2 separate regions of the Homo sapiens genome follow, and region 1 is linked to region 2. A link is an interaction called in ENCODE POLR2A ChIA-PET data of the cell type or tissue named here. Cell type or tissue: Panc1. All regions are shown on one strand. Each heading gives the region's core, and the rest is flanking DNA. Links, peaks and the distances in the headings are about the cores only. Region 1 overlaps ABCA4 (ATP binding cassette subfamily A member 4). Region 2 overlaps ARHGAP29 (Rho GTPase activating protein 29).

Evidence for each region. ChIA-PET counts read pairs that join two places held together with the same protein. Peaks named below come from ENCODE experiments on the same cell type or tissue, not always from the same donor. Only the 100,000 strongest peaks of a DNase experiment are listed, where the experiment ranks them.
Region 1: POLR2A ChIA-PET joins it to region 2 with 8 read pairs; 2 of 35 experiments call an interaction of 5 or more read pairs at or near these places.

What each region holds. Positions count from the first base shown.
Region 1 is chr1:94,084,468-94,094,895 of GRCh38, forward strand. The region is part of intron 6 of ABCA4 (ATP binding cassette subfamily A member 4); the gene reads right to left. It overlaps LOC124904222 (a long non-coding RNA gene), which reads left to right. Exons shown (of 2, transcript XR_007066231.1): 2 at 1-967. Among named protein-coding and RNA genes, the nearest start is that of ABCA4, 31 kb to the right of the region's middle. RefSeq lists an enhancer at 8,803-9,355. In Panc1, for the core only: no CTCF peak of the experiment used is centred there; no DNase peak of the experiment used is centred there; H3K27ac peaks cover 3,541 bases.
Region 2 is chr1:94,187,307-94,195,862 of GRCh38, forward strand. ARHGAP29 (Rho GTPase activating protein 29) reads right to left here. Exons shown (of 23, transcript NM_004815.4): 13 at 2,620-2,777; 14 at 1,910-2,046; 15 at 1,531-1,635. Among named protein-coding and RNA genes, the nearest start is that of ARHGAP29, 46 kb to the right of the region's middle. RefSeq lists a silencer at 7,210-7,421. In Panc1, for the core only: no CTCF peak of the experiment used is centred there; no DNase peak of the experiment used is centred there; H3K27ac peaks cover 4,619 bases.

The DNA.
Region 1 (10,428 bases), core at 2,451-7,450, 100 kb before region 2:
ACCAGCCAGGTTCTCATTTGTAGCTGTGTGTCTTTGCCCCTCTCCTCTTGGCTGTAGATGCAGAGGTCCTTGTATTCTTTTTGACCCTGAAACTCTAGAATAAATGTAGGTACACTCAGGCAGCATTCATATTTCAGGCTTATTTTCTAATTGTGAAATAAAAGGCCTTGTTAGGTATGGGAGTTACAAAGCAGATGGGTAGAATTTTCCAGAGGAAAGAACAACTAAGCTGCTATTGACACCACATCACTGAGAAGCGTCTCCCCTCTTTGACCTGAGCACTGGACCGAGGCATTTGTCTTGCCGGGAGTACTCTTCAAACTCCTTCGAAATAGCTTCAGTGGGTGCTGGGCAAAGCACTTTAATTTCTGTTTTTTCCATACAAGGGTGGGGCTGAGAAGAAGAGTGGGTGTGAAGGGAGGAAGCAAGTAGGCAAAACTGTGTGTCGATAAGCAAGTTAGCCCCAAGTCCTGCCCGTCCTCCCTCCTGTCTCCCCTGAGATTATTAGAGATGAAAAGAGACCTGAGAGACATAGCAGTAAAATGGCCACAGGTGGATTTTGATTCTGATCTGAACAAACCAGCTGTAGCAATTGGGGGAAAGTGGACATGAAATGGGTATTAGGTATTATTAAGACATTATGATAAATTTTGTTGGGTATGATCATAGCATGGTGATTTTGTTAAAACAAGTTCTTACATGTTAGAGATACAGAGGGAAGTACATATGGTGAAATGATATGTTGTCTGTGATTTGCTTCAAAAAAACTTCAGGAAAAAAAGGTGGAGAACAGTTAAAACAAGAACAGCCAAATATTGATAATAGTTGAAGCTGGGTGATAGATCCATGGGAGCTCATTTTATTATTCACTCTACTTTCATACTTTTTTCCTACAATAAAACGTTTTAATAATAAAAAAGGTTTTAGTGTATATGCAAAAATAAATTGTCGAATGAGCAAATACTAAGGAAGTATCCTATCTGTTTTGTTCTTCCTCTCTAGGACTACCTTTGTTCACTTCCCTTCTAGAATATTTCATCAAAATAGGCATAGAAAAAGGACTGGCCTTCTTGCCAGTCCCCTTGCCTCTAGCCCCCTCCCTTCCAATGCATTGTGGTCTGAGTTACCCAACAGGCCAATCCAGTCATGTCGCTTTCCCTGCTCAAACATCTTCCATGGCTCCCTACTGTCTCCAGAAGAGAAGGCCATTACTACGTTTTGACACACATGACCTCTGTGAGCTGGTGCCTGGCTCCCTCACTTGCCTTCTCTCCTGCTTCTCTGCTGCCACAGTGGACTTCTTTTTATGTCTGCTCACACGTCAGCTGTCTCCTGCCCCTAGCTCTGCTCTCTATTCCCCCCCATTCCTTCTTTGCCTGGCAAACTTCTACTCATCCCTCAAGTCTCATTCCTAACATGATGACCTATGTGAGAAACAGCTTCCTCCCAAGTAGATTTAGATGCCCCTTTTTCTATGCCTCTTGCTCACCCCTGCCCAGCCACGCTCTCTTTAGGAGTTCTGTTTCCTTCCTTGTGCTCTTCACCATTGGTAATTATTCTGGTGTTTACTTGTCATCTATCTCCCCTGTAAGACTCTATGCTCCATGTAGACAGAAATCATACTGGATGACTTCTAGGTATGCTGGGCATGTGGTGGGCACTCAGTATTTGATGTGTGAGTAAATGATCTTATCAGAATAACAAGCAGATTGATTATAATTGTTTATACACCTGATACTCCATGAAATGGTATGTTCATTAAGGACAGGACCCCACTTTTTATCTTTGTATCACCAAGCTTTTTATCCATTGCATTTTCTGTACACTCATCGATGTCCAACTAAGGAAGGTTCTGTAAGACAAGTCTGCTTTTAAGTTGTCTTTTTTTAAAAGGGTAAATAAATTTGGTCTTTTTATCTTGAAGTCAAATTCCCCTATATTGAAGTCCTGTTAGAAGTGGATGTAATAAAGAAGTGGTAAATTAATGACTTCCTGAAAATTCATAATCACTCAATTTTACTAATTCAATTAATCGTATTGCCTAGGTAGTTCTGAGTCACATGAAGAGCACATAGGCTGTTTTTTTTTTTTAAGACAACGAAGTAGTAGCTGTTTACTTATATAAAGTACAAGGCAAAACTGTCTCTGCAAACTTCCCCACATCTCTACCCAAGGATAATCAATGTTAACAATTTGGCACATATCCTTCCAGAAGCACGAAGACTTTAACTTCTTTTTATATCTTTTTCCTGATTGACAATTCCACAGACCTCCACATTTTTACCATAGTTTGCAGTTTAACCACATCAGCATATGTGGCAGCACTTGGAGAACACCCTGCCCCAAATGGTGGCTTTGCTTTCCCTAAAGACTAAGGGTTCCCTCCAAGAATACGAGATCAGCACTGTCTTAGTTCACTCTGGCTGCTACAACAAAATACCATAAGCTGGGTAAACAACAGAAATCTATTTCCCACAGATCTGGCAGCTGGGAAGTCTAAGATCAAGGCTCCAGCAGGTTTATTGCATGGTGCGGGCTCATTTCCTGATTCGTAGATGGCATCTTCTCTCTGTGTCTTCATATGGTGGAAGCGGCAAGCTGGCTTTCTGGGGTTTTACAAGGGCACTAATCCCAGTCATGACCTAATTGCCTCCGAAAGGCCCCACCTCCTAATGCCATCATCTTGGGGATGAAGATTTCAACATATGAATTTTGGGGAGGATGCAAACATTCAGATCATAGCATGCATCTCCTCTTCATTTTTATCCCCCTGTTGCCTAAACGTCCTAATAAATGTATAACATGAAGCATAAGAAAGACCTCAAGAATAATGCACACACCAACCCATTCCATTAACCTTGCCTAGCACTGAGTGACTAGGCTTCGTCACAGTGACAAAGATTGATGCTTATCTATGCAATATTGCTAAAAGTCATAATGCCTGGCCCAGCCTCCCATGCATACAGGGTGAGCCTATGGCACAATGGTAACCAAGACACCAGGAGAAGTCATAGGATGGGGTTTCTGGAAATGGTCTTTTGAAGTAGGCCCCTCTGCCCTTTGCCTGGTCCCTGCCTGCAACATGGATGTGCTGGAGGAGGCAGCACAGGTGTTTGGAGGTCACCAGATGACAGGCATATGCTGGGGATGAAGGAGGGAAACACAGGGCAGCCTGGGGGTCTTGAGGAAACCTGTGGTGCTCCAAACCCCTCTTGGAGGACCCAGCTCCAGACTCTGCCTGGGGAGAAAAATGAAACCCACGGTTTCTCTGACTTTTGTTACTCACAGCCAGGTGCAGTTTCTAAATGATAAAATCCCACATTTGACAAATATGTATTGAGTGTCTGCTATTGTGCCAGGTGCTGGGGACACGGCAGTGAATGAAACAAAGTCCTCCCTTCATGGGGTTTACCTCCAAGAGTCTCCCTGAGGCTTCGCCAGCCCTTCCATCACTGTCGTCATGCTGTGTATACGTGCAAGATTCTCCCACAGGAGAGAAAGAATCTACCTCTGATCGCTTATGTCTCCCTAGCTACAGTCTAATTTCTCTCTTCCACCCTTCATTCCCACATTCTTTTAAGCATAGTCCGTAATCAGTGACTTCACTTCCTCACCAACACTTCCCTGGCTTCTACCCTCACCATCCTACTAAGATGCTTTATCAAGAACCCCCCAGTTTTCTCCTGGTTTTTAAGTCTAGTGGACATTTTTGCTTCTTGTATTTTCAAACCTCTCTGCTTTTCTCAACATTTTGATCATGTCCTTTTCCTCCCTGGTCGTCTGTGACACTGCTTTTGCCTGGTTTGCTTTGCTACTTCTCTGCCTTTCCCACCAGCAACTGTACCTCTACCTTCCCCTGAAGTGCTGAGGTTCCCAAGGGCCTCCCTTGCTCCTCTCACTCTGCACACTCCCCGGATAGTCTCATTTCCTTTATCATTTAATCTGCTACCTTTTTGTTGATGACTTCTAAATCTGTACCTCCAACCTAGACCTCTCCCCAGAGCTTCAGACTTACATATCCAACTGTCTGCTGGGCATCTGCCTAGATCCAGCGTGTTCTGAACTGACCACATCGTCTTACCCCAAACCAACTTCTGTGCCTGTGTGCCCTTTCTGTGGCTGGCACCACTTTCTGTCTGGGACCCATCATGGGTTCTTCCCATCCCATTGTCTAAATCTCCAGCCTGGAGATCCAGAAATTGGTGCTGGGAATGAGTGTGGGGTAGGATGAGCCCTTAGATAGCAGAGGGTAACCAAGGGACATCTGAAAGGCTACTTTAGGAGGAAGCTGGCATCAAAGACTGGAATCCAAAGAAGCTATGCAGACAAAAAGCAACCAGGTCCTAGATAATAGGAAGGCATCTAAGAGGGGGTAGGAGCCCAGAGGCACAACCTAAGGAACAGCCACACTCATGTCTCCAGGGAGGCTGCGCATAAGTAAATCAGTCACAAGCTCCCATCAGTTTTGATTATTTTCTCTTCTTTCTGAATTTGTTTCCTGTCTTCCTCACTTGAGTGTGGGTGGGAGATTGCCCATGGCCATGTGGACAATCTTCTCTCCATCCCCTCTCCTTTACTTCTGCAGGCCCCAGGCACACTCTGGTCTTGAAACTCCACCACACATCACATGAACACTTTGGAAAGCATCTGTGTCCATATCTATTCAGATCTCTGTCTATCTATAGGTCTAGGTCTATGTAGGTATAGTTTTCTAAAAGCTCCTAATTTTTACTTATGAAATTATTTGACTTTGAACAACTTATTTAATGATTTATCTGGTATGAATTTTAAGCAATCATTGTGAATACTTAGAAGTGTTTGTAAAGTGGAAAAACCTGAACTGCAAACAGGCTTTGGAATTTAAGATTTTATGAATATAGTAAATCCTCACTTAATTCATCCACAGGTTATTGGAAACTTCAACTAAGTGAAATGGCTATAATGAAACCAATTTTACCACAGGCTAATTGATATAAACCAGAATTAAGTTTCTTTCTTTTCTATTTTTTTTTTTTTTTGAGATGGAGTGTCACACTGTCGCCTAGGTGGGAGTGCAGTGGCACGATCTCTGCTCACTGCTCCGCCTCCCGGGTTCAAGTGATTCTCCTGCTTCAGCCACCCAAGTAGCTGGGACTACAGGTGCCCACCACATCTGGCTAATTTTTGTATTTTTTAGTAGAGACAGGGTTTTACCATGTTGGCCAGGCTGATCTTGAACTCCGGACCTCAAGTGATGCGTCTGCCTCGGCCTCCCAAAATGCTGGGATTATAGGTGTGAGCCACTGCACTTGGCCCAAAATTAAGTTTCTATAGCTTGTTTCTGGTTACAATAAATCACCAAACTTCAAAATAAAGACTAAAATACTTCTAATATTAAATATTGAAATACATGTGAACTATACATACATTTTCAAAGATTAATTAAAAAGTAAGATAATTATTCACCCAATTATTTCAGTTCAGAGTCATGGGTGGCTGGATTCCATCCCAGCAGCTCAGGGCACAAGGTAGGAATCTAACCTGGACAGGATGCCCTCCCATGGCAGGGGCACTCACTCCCACACCCACACTCACTCACGTTGGAATCATGCAGACACACCGTTTCCACTAATGGGCACATCTTGGGGATGTGGGGGAAACAGGAGTACCTGGAGCTAACCCAAGCAGACATGGGAAAGATGTGCAAACCCCACGCTGACAGTGGCCCTGGCCAGGAATCAGTTTTGTTTTCTCTCATCAACGGTATGATAAAACAGTGTTGAATGAAACTCAAGGGCTTGTTTTAACTAAATTTAACAATGAAGTTGAATAAAATTACCTTCCTTAAATATTCATTTAATATTCATTCATTATAATTCTAAAGTTTTTTCATTTTCTTTTGGAGCCAATTAAAAAAAAAAAAAAACTTCAAATCTCAAATAGTTTTGTAGGCTTCTGTAAAGCCTGCAGTCCTTAGCCACTAGTCCTATCACTTTGAGGACTAATGGATCAAAATGACCAACCCACCCTGTCTCACCCCATTCTCACTCTACCCCTACTGGCCAGAGTCAACTCATTTCAAACTACCTCACCTTCTCCAGAAAGCCTTCTTCCCCCATCACCATGCTCTTCCAGCTTTCCTTCCCTAGGGATTAGGTGCCCCTCCTAGCTATTCCTGTCTTTCTCAGTGCATTTATTTACCACTTTTATTTTGGTTTGCTGTTATTTTTTAATGTATCTATCTCTCCACTAGACTGTAAACTCATTAAGCATAGGAATAGGTTTTATTTTGTTTGTCTTTTATCTTCTGGGCATGGTACACAGTAGGTGCTCAATAATACGTGTTGTGGTAATTAATGAGTAAATAAACTATAACAGAGTAGGAAAGAGACTGTGTCTGTTGAGGTTTTAGGTTCCATGAGGGCTATATATAGCAGTCATCATGGTGACTTACAGGGAGGGAGCAGTCAGTTTCACCTGGGGACGGGGAAGTGACACTTGAGCTGAGGTTTGTAAAGAGACAAACTGATGACTGTGAGAGTGAGGACAGTGTCTGTCAGTAAAAGGGGAGGGCCCAGGAATTCCAGGTGGAGAAAGGAACGTGAAGAGAGTCAGCAAGAAAGAGTGACTAGAGAGACAGCCAGATAAGAGCAAGACTAGGAATTTGGGGGAAAGGGAACAGAGAAACAATAGCTTGAGATGTATTTTTGTGTGGTTAATACCCTTTTTTCCATCTTGTTAATAATTTAATAATATTCCTTCACCAAATAGTTACTAAGCTCCAGTTACGTGCCTGGTGCTACAGCTACAATTTCCTTCCCAGCTCTTTTTAGTGGGAATGGTAAATGATGAGGGTCCGGTCCTCACACCTTACATCTCTGAATACTGCCTAGTCCCGAGGGAGCCCTCCATATGTACCTGTTCACAGTTGCCTGACTGAGGTTGCCATAAATTATAAAATAACTTTCCCAGGGCTCTCCTCTTCTTTTGGTTCCCCCTTCCCTATTATCTGTTCAAATTCACATGAATTGTTTCTGTCAAAGAACCGGAAGAGACTGTAAGTTTAGTTGGAATGGAACTGAGAAACTATTTCTGGAAAAAAAAGTCACAGATCAAAATGGCAAACATCATCTCACACACACACACACACACACACACACACACACACACACACACACACAATTTCCTATGCCAAATAAGTTCTCTTAATTTTCCAAGTAACAAATAACTCTTCCATGTCACACATCACAACTGACAGCACTGCCAGCCGAAGTTCAAGGTCAGACTAGACCTCTAAGGAAGATAAGGCTGTGAAGGGATCTGCCTCTACTAACTGAGGTCAGTCTAAGGGGCCTTTAGGCCTTGATCCTGTGCTTAAGAAATTGATATAAGGTCCTAGGCAGCAGCCAAGATGATTCCGGCCCTAAGAGGTCTCTGCTTGGGTTGTCTGGGATCAAAACCATGTCTCTCCCTTGGGACTGTGTAATATTTTTTTCTTAAGGTAGAACAGACATGTTTATCACCTCCTAAAAAGTCTTGTTGGCATAGTATTTCTGATGCTTTGGATCAAATGTGTTCATCAAACAGATGTCACCCAACCGCACATGAAATGTCTTAAGCATTGAATGTTTTGTTGTTTTACTTTCTGTGATTCAAAGAAGACAATCTGGAAACAGTATTAATTTCTAAGTTGAGGATATACCTAACACAAGGGTAAATAAGTAGCCTCAGGTTCAATGTGTCTTTTTGGGGCAGACATGGCCTCTGCAGGCTATGGAAGGTTCTGAAGGGAGGGATGAGCTGCAGTCTTGAAGGCATGCAGACCAGAGGTGAAAAGCAGTTGAAGCAGTGGACAGAAGTGTGTGCTGCTGTGTTCAGTCCTGGGCTGAGCTACAGGAAACCCACATTTATCCGGGAGGGAAGTTGTTGCTAGGCAACTGGGAGAATGTGGATTTGAAGCATGTTTCTTGCAAACTGACAGTTGTTAAGCATCAAATGAAAAGGGAGGAAGCGGGCTTCAGTGGTGAGGGGGCAACCAGGAGGGGACACCCTGAGTGCTAGGAAATGCGTCATCAGTGGAGAATTCAGACTCAATCACTGGGGGGTTGGGGGACATGTCAAACGGTCTCTACCAGGAGGTCACAGAGACATGCAGTCTCCCAGAATGAGAGGGAACTGAGTGTCTCAACTAGAGGGTGGGCTCTTGGGTATGTGAACAGACAAGTTATGAGACTCTTTGGCTCAACAGAAACTAGGTCTTTTTCTGTCCGTCCCAGTATCTGTGGTTAATGAAAGCAAAACTGAGCTTGGAATCTAGAGGCAGCCAAAAGGTCACTCCATGAGACAGACCTTCTCCTAGTCTGGGGGGGTCTGAAGAAGGAGAAATGGGGAGCAAAGGGCCTCTCAAAAGAGGCTGTGCTTTTATAAGAGCAAAATGCTTTTTGTTCAAAGTGTTTTTCCATCTCTTCTCTAATGTGAATTTCATTACTATTTCATGAGCTGTGTAGGACAAGTCTTATTTTCTCGATTTTACGGATGGGAGGCTAAGATTTCCTTTAAATGGCAGCAAGTTAGGAGCCAACATAGAGCCAGGGCCCAGTCTCTCAGCCACTAAGAGATGCCTGTATGCCCCAGCAGCTGCCCAGGCCTGTGGTCCTCACGCCATTGGATCCTGTGCTCAGGGGCAGGGAGGATGCTGAAGGGGGCAGGGAGGATGCTGAATACTTCATAAACAGAGTTAAGGAAGAATCGGTGTATATTGAGACCGCTTACTAAAGAATGCATATTAGTGGTAGGTAGAAAAACATTTTAATGTAAAGGCTATTAACCTGGGGTCTGGCTTCAGCTGCTCCATGAGCCCCATCCTGTGTGTCCCTGTGAACTTAGTTTTCTTTAGGGAACAGGTCTAGAGCTGTAGTCAGATTCTCGAAGGTAATCCTAACCCATAAGAAAGGTTAAGAGCTACTGTTCTGTAGAGATAAAACATATCAGAAGCCAAAACCTTTCTTAAAACCAACTGACCCTGGAGAGAACCTGACGCCTCACACATTGGTGCACACATTGTAGGCGCCTAGTGCGTATTTACTGAACAAAGGCCAGGACCCCAGGACTCATTATCCTCAATGGCAGCCTTCCCAGGGGCCTGCTCTTGTCTTAAGTGACTTCAGTTTTGACTTCTCAGTATTTCTTTCTTTGTAAATCCATAAAAGAACATCTGATCTGTCATGAAAATAAGCCCTGGCCTACTGCCTGCCTGGAGCTGAAAAGACATCAAGGCAGGCAAGTGACAATCCAGCCAGTAGGCTCAATGTGCACGAAGGGGCCTCTCTTCTATTTCATTTTTATTTCTTCTTTGTTGAAATCCATTCACCCAGAGGATATTTTGATGGTAATAGGTAAAGATTTTTGTAGATGCAGGCAGAAAAAATACTAATGCTATAAATCAAATATATTTGCTGTGGCTTGAATATTTTCATAAAACCCCCCAAAAACAACAACAAAAACCTTCCTGATTTAGTTTTGTTTCCTCCCAACAGCCCTGCTGTTCCCTGGTACTGGCACTCAGGAATCACTCCTTTCTCTTCTCCCCTTCCCAAAACCCTTATGGAGAAGTGGGAGAAATTGGAAAGAATGAGGAAGTCATGACATCAAGTCATTAGTGGGACCTCACTGTAAAATCCTGTAGCTGTGGGGGCTTTCCCAGACACTTGACGTAGCAATATCCACCCGAAAGTTGAAATGCATAGGTGAAGTTTAACAATCTGCAACCAATGACCCAGGAGAGCAGCAACTGTGGCAACTCTCACTGGGTAGGGGGCGGTCCACCCACGCTTCTCCCCAGTGACTCAGGAATTCAGGGAGCCAGAGCCAAGAATGAAACAGGACATTGATGGGCGCATGTAGTCAGAACCCCAAGATTGGGCCCTTTTCTTCCTGGAACTCAACGTCCAGCCACCCCGTAGTCAAAGAGACACGGATAAAATGCAATCAGAAAAGTAAAAATGACAACAGAGCAGTGGTTGGGGGACAGAAAAGAAAGCTGAATCATGCCACACTGGAAGCATTTTCAAAGGAAAACCGTGAGCCCAAATGCCGAGGAGGCTGACTTTTCTCTATCAACAAGCATTTAGGAGGGGGAAGGGAGGGAGACTCAGACTTCCCAGCAGCATGGCAGGTCTTGGCACCCGCCTCGGTTCCCCTGCCGAACTTCCACAAATAAACATTCAAAGCAGAAGGGACAGATTTGCTTCTCAGCAAGATTTCAAAGCTGTGCACCAGAGTTGGAGAGAAAACAGGAAGGATGGTAGGGGGAAGAGGGGGAGGAGGAGGGGAAGGAGAAGGAGGGGCATGCATGCCTTGGGCCAAATCAGATGGGAAGCGTCCCAACCTCTCACCCGAAACTGACACACCATTTTTATGAGGTGCGAAACATTTCAGGTAGTGTTGGCA
Region 2 (8,556 bases), core at 3,393-8,392:
TTAGAAAAGCCTTTATAAATGATTTTAAAGAACATCCTCTTCACCAAAGGATTTTTCTTCACAATATGCTTAAAGGTAGCTATCTAGTTTTCACTTTGAATGTGCCCCCAATGACTGATAAATCACAAGGTTGTATTACTCCATTTTATAACTATTCTAATTGTAAAATGCATTTCTTATATTACTGAACAGAAATCTGCCTCCCTATAAATCCCAGCCTTGGTCATATTTTTCCCAAATGGAGGAAACAAGCACTCTAACTTTAATCCCTTGTCACTTCCAGTATTTGAAGACAGCTGACAGGTCTCCAATTTTCCTTTTTCCCAGGCAAGGCATTCCCAGGTTTTCACCCATTTATCAGGTGATGTGGTTTCTAAAATTTTGCCTTTACCACATGAAGTCTTATGGGATCCTAAATAATTTGGGGCTTGCTCTAGATTGGGTCATAATTTCTGGAGCTACCTAGAACCAGTTTGTTGTTACAAAGCTAATTACAAATATTGAGCTCAATATTAGGCTCACATTTCCAGAATGTTCCTTGAACTGTGCTAGTTCTAAAGAAGGCAGCAAAGTGGCAGGTGATAATCAGCCTAAGAACCCAGTGCTGCGTGAAAATAGTTTCCTAAATTTAAATATAAGAGATTTATCTAAATGAGTACAACTTCAGCAATATGTAAAAGAAGAAAAAGGCCTTGGAATCTGAGATGGCTTAAATCCTGTAATCTATTAAGATCCTAGAAGAAAGAAACGTTGCCAGAAAGAATGGGCCTGAAGCAGTCTTTGGTAGAGGTGTAAAGACAGAATGTTGGATGTAAGAATCTCATGGGTTCAACTGCTACCTTCTTCTCCCGCTAGCTGTATAACCCAGGCAAGTTACTCTCTTAGAAGCCACTAAGGGAGAATTCAAATCGCTTACTCTATTTCTCTCTGGGGATCATGAGATAATCTATATTAAAGTATCTTAAAGCACATTTGTAAAAAATTAACAAGAATAAGTAATTGCAGGCACAGAAATACCAAAATAACATTGTTTACTATAGCAATTAAGTACCAAACAATCCAAAATATGACAATTATATTCACAGAATATACAGCAGTGAAAATAAAGGTGGCTACCTACATTCACATAGATCTTAAAAAAAAACACACATAAATGAAATCACAATAGCGTAATTCAATTTGTATAACATTCAGAAGAGAGCAAAACTTCACCAGATATAGGTACTAGAAACATTTAAAATAGCTAGAGAATGTTTTTAAAACATTTCAGGATAATGGTTTATTCTGGTGGGAGATAGGGCAATGTTACCAAGGAGGTGTACACAGGGCGCTTCTAATATACTGATAATCGTCTATTCTTAGCCTGGGTGGCGAATATATGAGGGGTTTTTAAAAACTATTTTTTAAATTGTACACTTTCCTCTCTATTATGTGTGAAAGTTCACTATAAAAACAAGGTAGTTAAAAAATACCTAAAAAAGGACTGATCTTTCAATGAGTTTTCATTGCCAGACTTAAATATAGATGTACCTGGACTTATAGATTCTGAATCCAGAGATCTAGATTCGCTGCTCCCTCCAGTGCTCTCAGAATCACTAAACATCCCAAATGTCCATGATCTTATAAAGGAAGGACCTTTAATAAAAAGAATAAAGTCAAAACTTGGCTACAGGTAGATTTCATAAGGTAAAATACTGACATTCTATCAAGTGAGACAATTCAAATTTCTTTAACAATAACCAGTTATCAACGTTAAGACAGGCACCATGGTAACAACTGTGAATAAGATCTCATAAACTTACAAACTAAGGCCTGATTTTTAAATTCCAGAGCACCAATTAATTTAACAATCACATTCGAACAACCTGACCTTTTATAAATTAGCACTCTCTTTAGGGTGGAAAACTACCTGTTATATCTGCACTGTTAGAGCATCTGTCCTCTTCAATTTTATTAGAACTGTCAGGAAGGCGTACAACATCCTCTAAAGAGTTGGCAGGTCCAAATCCTGAAGGTTGGGAACTATTTAAATGTTTATTTACATTTCTGAAACAACAACAATGACAAAAAACAAAACTCAACACTCCAAAGAATAATAATCAGTTGATTTCATTCTATGTTTAGAAAAATCTATTAATTTAACAATCATAGAAGAATTAAACTAAATATTAAAAACAAACCACACTCATGGTTCAGCTTCTTATAGGAGATGTAAATACTTTTTAATTATTTGTCCTTATTACAGTGAAAACATGGGAAGTGAATAGCAAAAGTATAGTTAATTCATGTCATGGTTAAACTTTTCTAGCATGACCTCTGTGAAAAACATAGGTTAAATTTTTGTCGACCTTCAAAACATGTATGGCCATCATATGCCATTCCCAAAGGATTTTTAATTCTTAAATAAAAGAAGTCTGTGTCAAAATGGAAAGGCTCACTGTTAATGAATTACATCTATTCTTTAAATATATCTACTTCGATACCATAAAATAATATTTAAAGAACTCAGAAAATTTTTAATTTTGTCAGTTAGAAAAGTCTCCTCCTTGTACTAGATAGAAACTTAACAATTAAGTGTTTTATATTTTGAAATAATTTTGTCTGTACATTAATTCTCACCCATCAACTTTTTCTTCTTCAGTTGAATTTGTGGCCTTGACAAATTCACTGTACTCTTGGCCTGGGTCATAGAGTTTGGCACTATCACAGAGAGACTGTAAACTGTCTGCAAGGGAAGCAGCCTGCAGATGCTGCATGTGGAAGAGGTTAACTGTTACCTATGGACCCAGAGACAAAAGGCAGAGTAACTCATGATATACAGAATGCTATATAAACATACATTTATTTCAATGACTGCACCAATAAAAATGCCATACAGTGAAGCATACAACACTGAATATCACTCTGAACATACTATGATGCCTGATTTTGCATAAGTCTAGATTAGGGAGAAAAGCAGTTTGAATCTAATATCTAGGAGCAATCATTTCCAGCAAAACTGGCTTTTAGCTGAAAAGTTCAAAAGTGACTTCAAAAACTCCATGCCCCAGCTGGTTCATAATTTTAGGAGATGGATGTGTTTCTGAGGATCCTCATCTCTATATCCTGATGGTCTGATCACAACTGCCTAAGAGAAAAACATGGGGAAAACACTTCCAATCAAAGAACTATTATTTAGACTGTTTTCACTTTTTCAATCCTATAAAAATAGAAATGCTTAACTACAGTACTCAGTTCTAATAATTAGATATTACCTTGAATTTATTCAAAATAAATTATTCCATTGAGTTTCACAAATGCCTAAATATATTATCACTATCATCACTTGTACTAACAACAATAGCAGCAGCTGACAAGTGTGTACAATATGCCAGACCCATTCTCAGAGTCTTACATGAATACACTAATTTGATGTTCACAAAAACCTAGGCTTTGGGTATATTACAGCAAACCGATGAGATACTGACCCTCCTGGACCTTTACGTTCTCCTGAGGGTGGTACGCGAGAGAAGTAACAAATTACGTAAATAAAATACTTTCTGGTACTGAAAAATGCTATAAATACTACATAAGAATGTCAAATTATGCAGTATGACCAGGTACGTGTTTGTGAAAGGGTATTTCCAACATGGTAAATTAGGGAAGGCTTCTCTGAGGAGGTAACATTTGAACTGCGAGCCGATGTAAGAAAAGCTTCATGGAGATCAATCCAAATGAAAGGAGGAGGTAGTGCAAATGTGAATGCGAAAGAGCTTGTCATGCTCAAGAAAGAGATGAAAGGTCAATATGGTTGAAGTATATGGAAAGAGCTGGAGCTCTGGTTTAAGATAAAGCTAAAAAAAGAAGTAGTCATCTGAACTATGGCAAGGTGTCTGAATTTAAGAGCAACAGGAAGCTGGTGGAGCATTTTACACAAAGCTGTAACATGATCTGATTTATTCTTTAAAATGACACTCTGGCTTCTTTGTGGGGAAGGTATTTAAGGGTAGCAATCTGAATAAGTGCTAAATTTCGATTAGCTTAATGTTATTTCAAAGACTGCCATGTTTCCTCTTCATCTCTCTTGATATACCAGATGATAGGATAATTAGCCTCTAAGTCCTTTTCAATGTAGACAGGCATTCCCTAAGGATACTTGACTCTGCATAAATAGTATTTGAAAAGTACAGATAACAGAATAAATAGCTTATTTGTGCCCTAACTTCTTCAAGAAACAAAGAAAATTCAAACTGCATAAGGTACAGTTTAATTCTAGCAACTGGCTATGTTAGAGCATTCTCCAGCTAAAGGTAAACTGCTTACTCTCTTGATCCTAAAGGTAACTTGCACGCTAGGTGACCTTCATCAAGTTATTTATAATTTATTTAAACCAGTGCATTGAAAAAGTTAATGTGCAAATGAATCACCTTGGGGATCTTGTCCAAATGTAGATTATGGTTCTAAGGATCTGTGTTGAAACCCAAGATTCTGCATTCCTCATAGGCTCTCAAAGTAATGGCAATATGACTGGTCCAAGGACCGCATCTTGAGAAGGCTTTCTAAACTTTAGTTTTCTCATCAGTAAAATGGAGCTAAAAACTTGATAGGATTTTTGTGAGAATTAAATGAATTAATGTAGACCATGAGCTTAATACACTGGCAGGTACGTAGTCAATCTTAGCTATTATTAGCTATTGTTTGAGGTGAAGAGAATTTGTCAAAAGTAAATGGCCTAAATGACTTCTAAGGTAATTTCAAATCCTGGATTTTATAATTCTTTTAAATCCTTTCATGATTCTTTAAGTAAATAATATATTAATTAATCAAAATTTGGAAAATAAATGAGATACAATATTAAACACTCAAAAATATTTTAAGGAAGTTTTCTGGTTCAGATGCAGTAAGCTAACTTCTCCCGTCTCCCACTGAATTCACCTAAAAATCTGAACAGAATGCACAAATCAAGACTCTGAAAAGTAAATGGAAATAAACTACAATTCAAGGTATGACCTATCCAGTGATAGGTCTACTCCTGCCCTCTTTTCCAGCCCATGCTCAGCTCCTACCCAATTCTCCAATTCCCAAAGTACAAACTGAGTGCAGACAGAAGGAGCTCCAAGAGAGGTCCTTTCTGGCCCAAGGAACAAAAGCGGGGAGGGGTGATGGGAGATGAAACTAAAACAGTAGAAGAAAACTCCCTGGTTTCTTTTGTATATTTATTTTCTCTCCTGCCCCAGACCCCAAGCAAGTCCAAATCCCTAAGACACAATCTTATGGGAGCAGCAATGATGGCAGTAGCAGCTGAGGAGATGCCAAAACTCTGATGGAAATCCTTGTTTATGACCAGATGAACTGTAGTCTAGAGTGAGAGGGTCTGAAATTTCTGTTACTTTTTTCTCTTTATCCTCCCCACACTTGGCCCTGGAGAAGAGCAGAATAGGCAGACCTAAGCCCCCAGCCAGAAGATTAGGAAGGGAGTCACGCAGAAGCTGGAAAATGAACCTAACTGTATCAAATGGCTGCTAAAATTGAAAAAAAAAATTAATGCTCAATATAGGTTATAAACAGGACCCAGAGTCAATAAAGTAATGATGAAAATATCTAGGATATCATTCAAAATTACTTGTCATACAAAGAACCAGGAAAATCTCAACAACTCGCAAGACAAAAGACAATAAAAAGACACCAACCCTGATACAGCTCAGATTTGGGACGATTAGATGAAAAATCTACAACAACTATTACAAAGGTTTCAAAAAAGTAGAGCAAACAATCTTGAAACATGGAAAAACAGAAGAAGTCTCAGCAAAGAAATGTAAGATATAAAGAAACAAAAGGAAAATTTATTGCTGAAAAATAAAATATCCAGAACAAAAAATTTACTGGATGAACTGTATGGGAGAATGGGGATAACCAAAGGAAAAGAGACTGTGAACTTGAAGACAGATCAACAGAACACTATAAACAACCAAGAGGAAAAAGCTTTGGGGAAAAAACAGAGGACCTCCAGAACTGCAGAAGATTAACAAAAGCTCTAGTGTTTGAGTCACTGCCTGTCAGAGAAAGAGGAAAAAGAATACTACAAAAAAAAAAAAAAATTGAAGAAACAATAGTTGAAAACTTCTCAAATTTTTCAAGAGTCAAACTTGTAGATTCAAGAAGTTCAACCAATCCAAAACAGGAAAAACAGCAAAAACCAGGTCTAGATACGTCTTAAACAGATAAAATCCAAAGACAAAAAAAATCCCACAAAAACAGCCAAAGAAAAACACATGCCACAATTGGGGAATGATAATTCATATGATTACTGGTATCTCATGAGAAACTACGGATGCCATAAGGCAGTGGAACAATATTTTTAAAGCAGTGAAAGAACTGATTTCTGTATTTAGAATTCTATATCCAGTGAAGGTGTCCTTCAGAAATAAAGACGAAATAAAGACATTCTCATATGAAACACAACCAAGTGAATCCATTACCAGCAGACCTGCTATAAAATAGTGGTAAAGGAAGTTCTGTAGACAAAGTGTTACCAGAGGAAAGATGGAACCACTAGAATGCAAGAAGAATGAATAGAAATAGTAAATAATAGACTACTTTTTTCCTCTTAACCTCTTTATAATATGTATGACTTTTAAAAGCAAAAATTATGAGAGTCTGGTGAGGTTTTCAACGTATATGGATGTAATTTACATATATCAAATACAACCCAGATTAGGTAAAGGAACTTCTACGGTGGTGATGCTTCTGTGTTCCACTTGAAGTGGTAAAAAACTAGTTCTAAGTAGACTGTAAAAAAATTAAGTGTATGTATAAATATAGATAAGTGTGCAACCATTTTTTTTAAACTTGGCTATTTATAGAATAATCTATTTTAGGCTGAATTGTCCTAGTACATGTTTTAATGCATCTAGCATTTTCATAAAACTCTGGAAGCCACATTAAATGCTCGGCTTCTTCAACAGTTTTTCACAGTTCATTACTACACTTTCAGGTAACTAGTAATCTCAGAACTTCTATTTCTGTTCCATGAAAGAGATAATTTTTTTTTTACCAGAATGCTTATTTTGTATCTTAATGACACAATATCCATTTTCATATATGACAGAATCCATATATGTACTACTACATCTGTATGTTCTTAGTCACATCAGGCTGCTACAACAAAAATACCACAGAGTGACTTAACAAAGATTTATTTCTCACAGTTGTAGAGATTGAGAGATCAAGACCAAGGCACTATCAGATTCAGGGTCTGGTGTGGGCCCCAATTCCTGATGCGTAGACTGTTCTTTTCTCTCTGTGTCCTCACATGATAGAAGGGGAAGGGTCATGAGGGCTCCACCTAGTCACCTCCCAAAAGCCCCACCCTCCAAATATCATCACATCATCACACTGGGGATTAGGAACTCAACATGCTAATTTTGCAGGGGGTCATAAGCAGTCCATAGCAACTCAGTTCAACCAAGTCTTAAACAGATAAATACCAAAGATTCAACCAAGATTGTGAGGTTCTAATGAGAATTTACAATGCTAAATGATCTCAAAAACCATTATGTTTTGATATATGCTGCTTAACTGGTTGACTCTATATGACATAAACAATCAAACACATTTTTTCATTGGTCAAGCGATGTAGTTTTACATTTAGCTTCACTGAGAGTAAATGTAGACAAAAGTAAAAAGTAATAATAGAAGTCTACATGCAACCATTGTGGTTATCAAGGCAATGCAAGTTTCTAAATGATAATTAGAGGGAGATTTTCTCGGGTTATATAAAAAGATAAAAATTGAATTTCCTAACTGGAAGCTGGCCAGGAGTGGTTTGTAACTGCTATATTCTCTTGAAAAAGACACTGTAGTCATTAGAACGAGAAGGGAAGGGAAAGAGTTCTACCAAACAAAATCTCAGTTTTGGTTCATTTATTAAACTTTTCTCTCATTTTATAAGAACAAAGGGGAAAAAAACCATTCTGGTGATTGGACCCATGGGCCAGGCAACCCAATATTCAATTGACAGTGAATCCAAGACATTGCAAGCAATATTCAGTTTATGACAGTGGTGCCAGGGGAGGTGTTATGAGCATCCACACTGTTTTTTCCTTCACAATGTTTTCTTCAGAAAACATTTAAAAGTTAGGAATATAACCTGAGCTACTATAGCTTCTTAATAACACAGATGTGTGCAACCAATTTTTTAAAAAAGGTATATGAAGATACATAATAAAAAACCCAGTAGACAAATTAAAATATATGTCTAGAAAAGTATCAATTCATCCAAAAGACGGCAGCAAAAGGGAAATAGATTAAGGAAAATATCATAAGGCATAAACAAAAAAGAAATAAAATGATAAAACTAAATCTGAACATATATTTACCTTAAATATAAATGGTCTAAACACTCCACTTATAAGATAGTGCCAAAATAGATTTTTAAAAAAAATCACAATAGAAGTATATGCTCTCTATAATGCTATATAAGAAACTCACTTTAAATATGATAAAATTAAAAGAATGATAAAAGATATGCTACACTCAAAATAACCAAAAGAAAACTGGAATAACATATCAGTATTA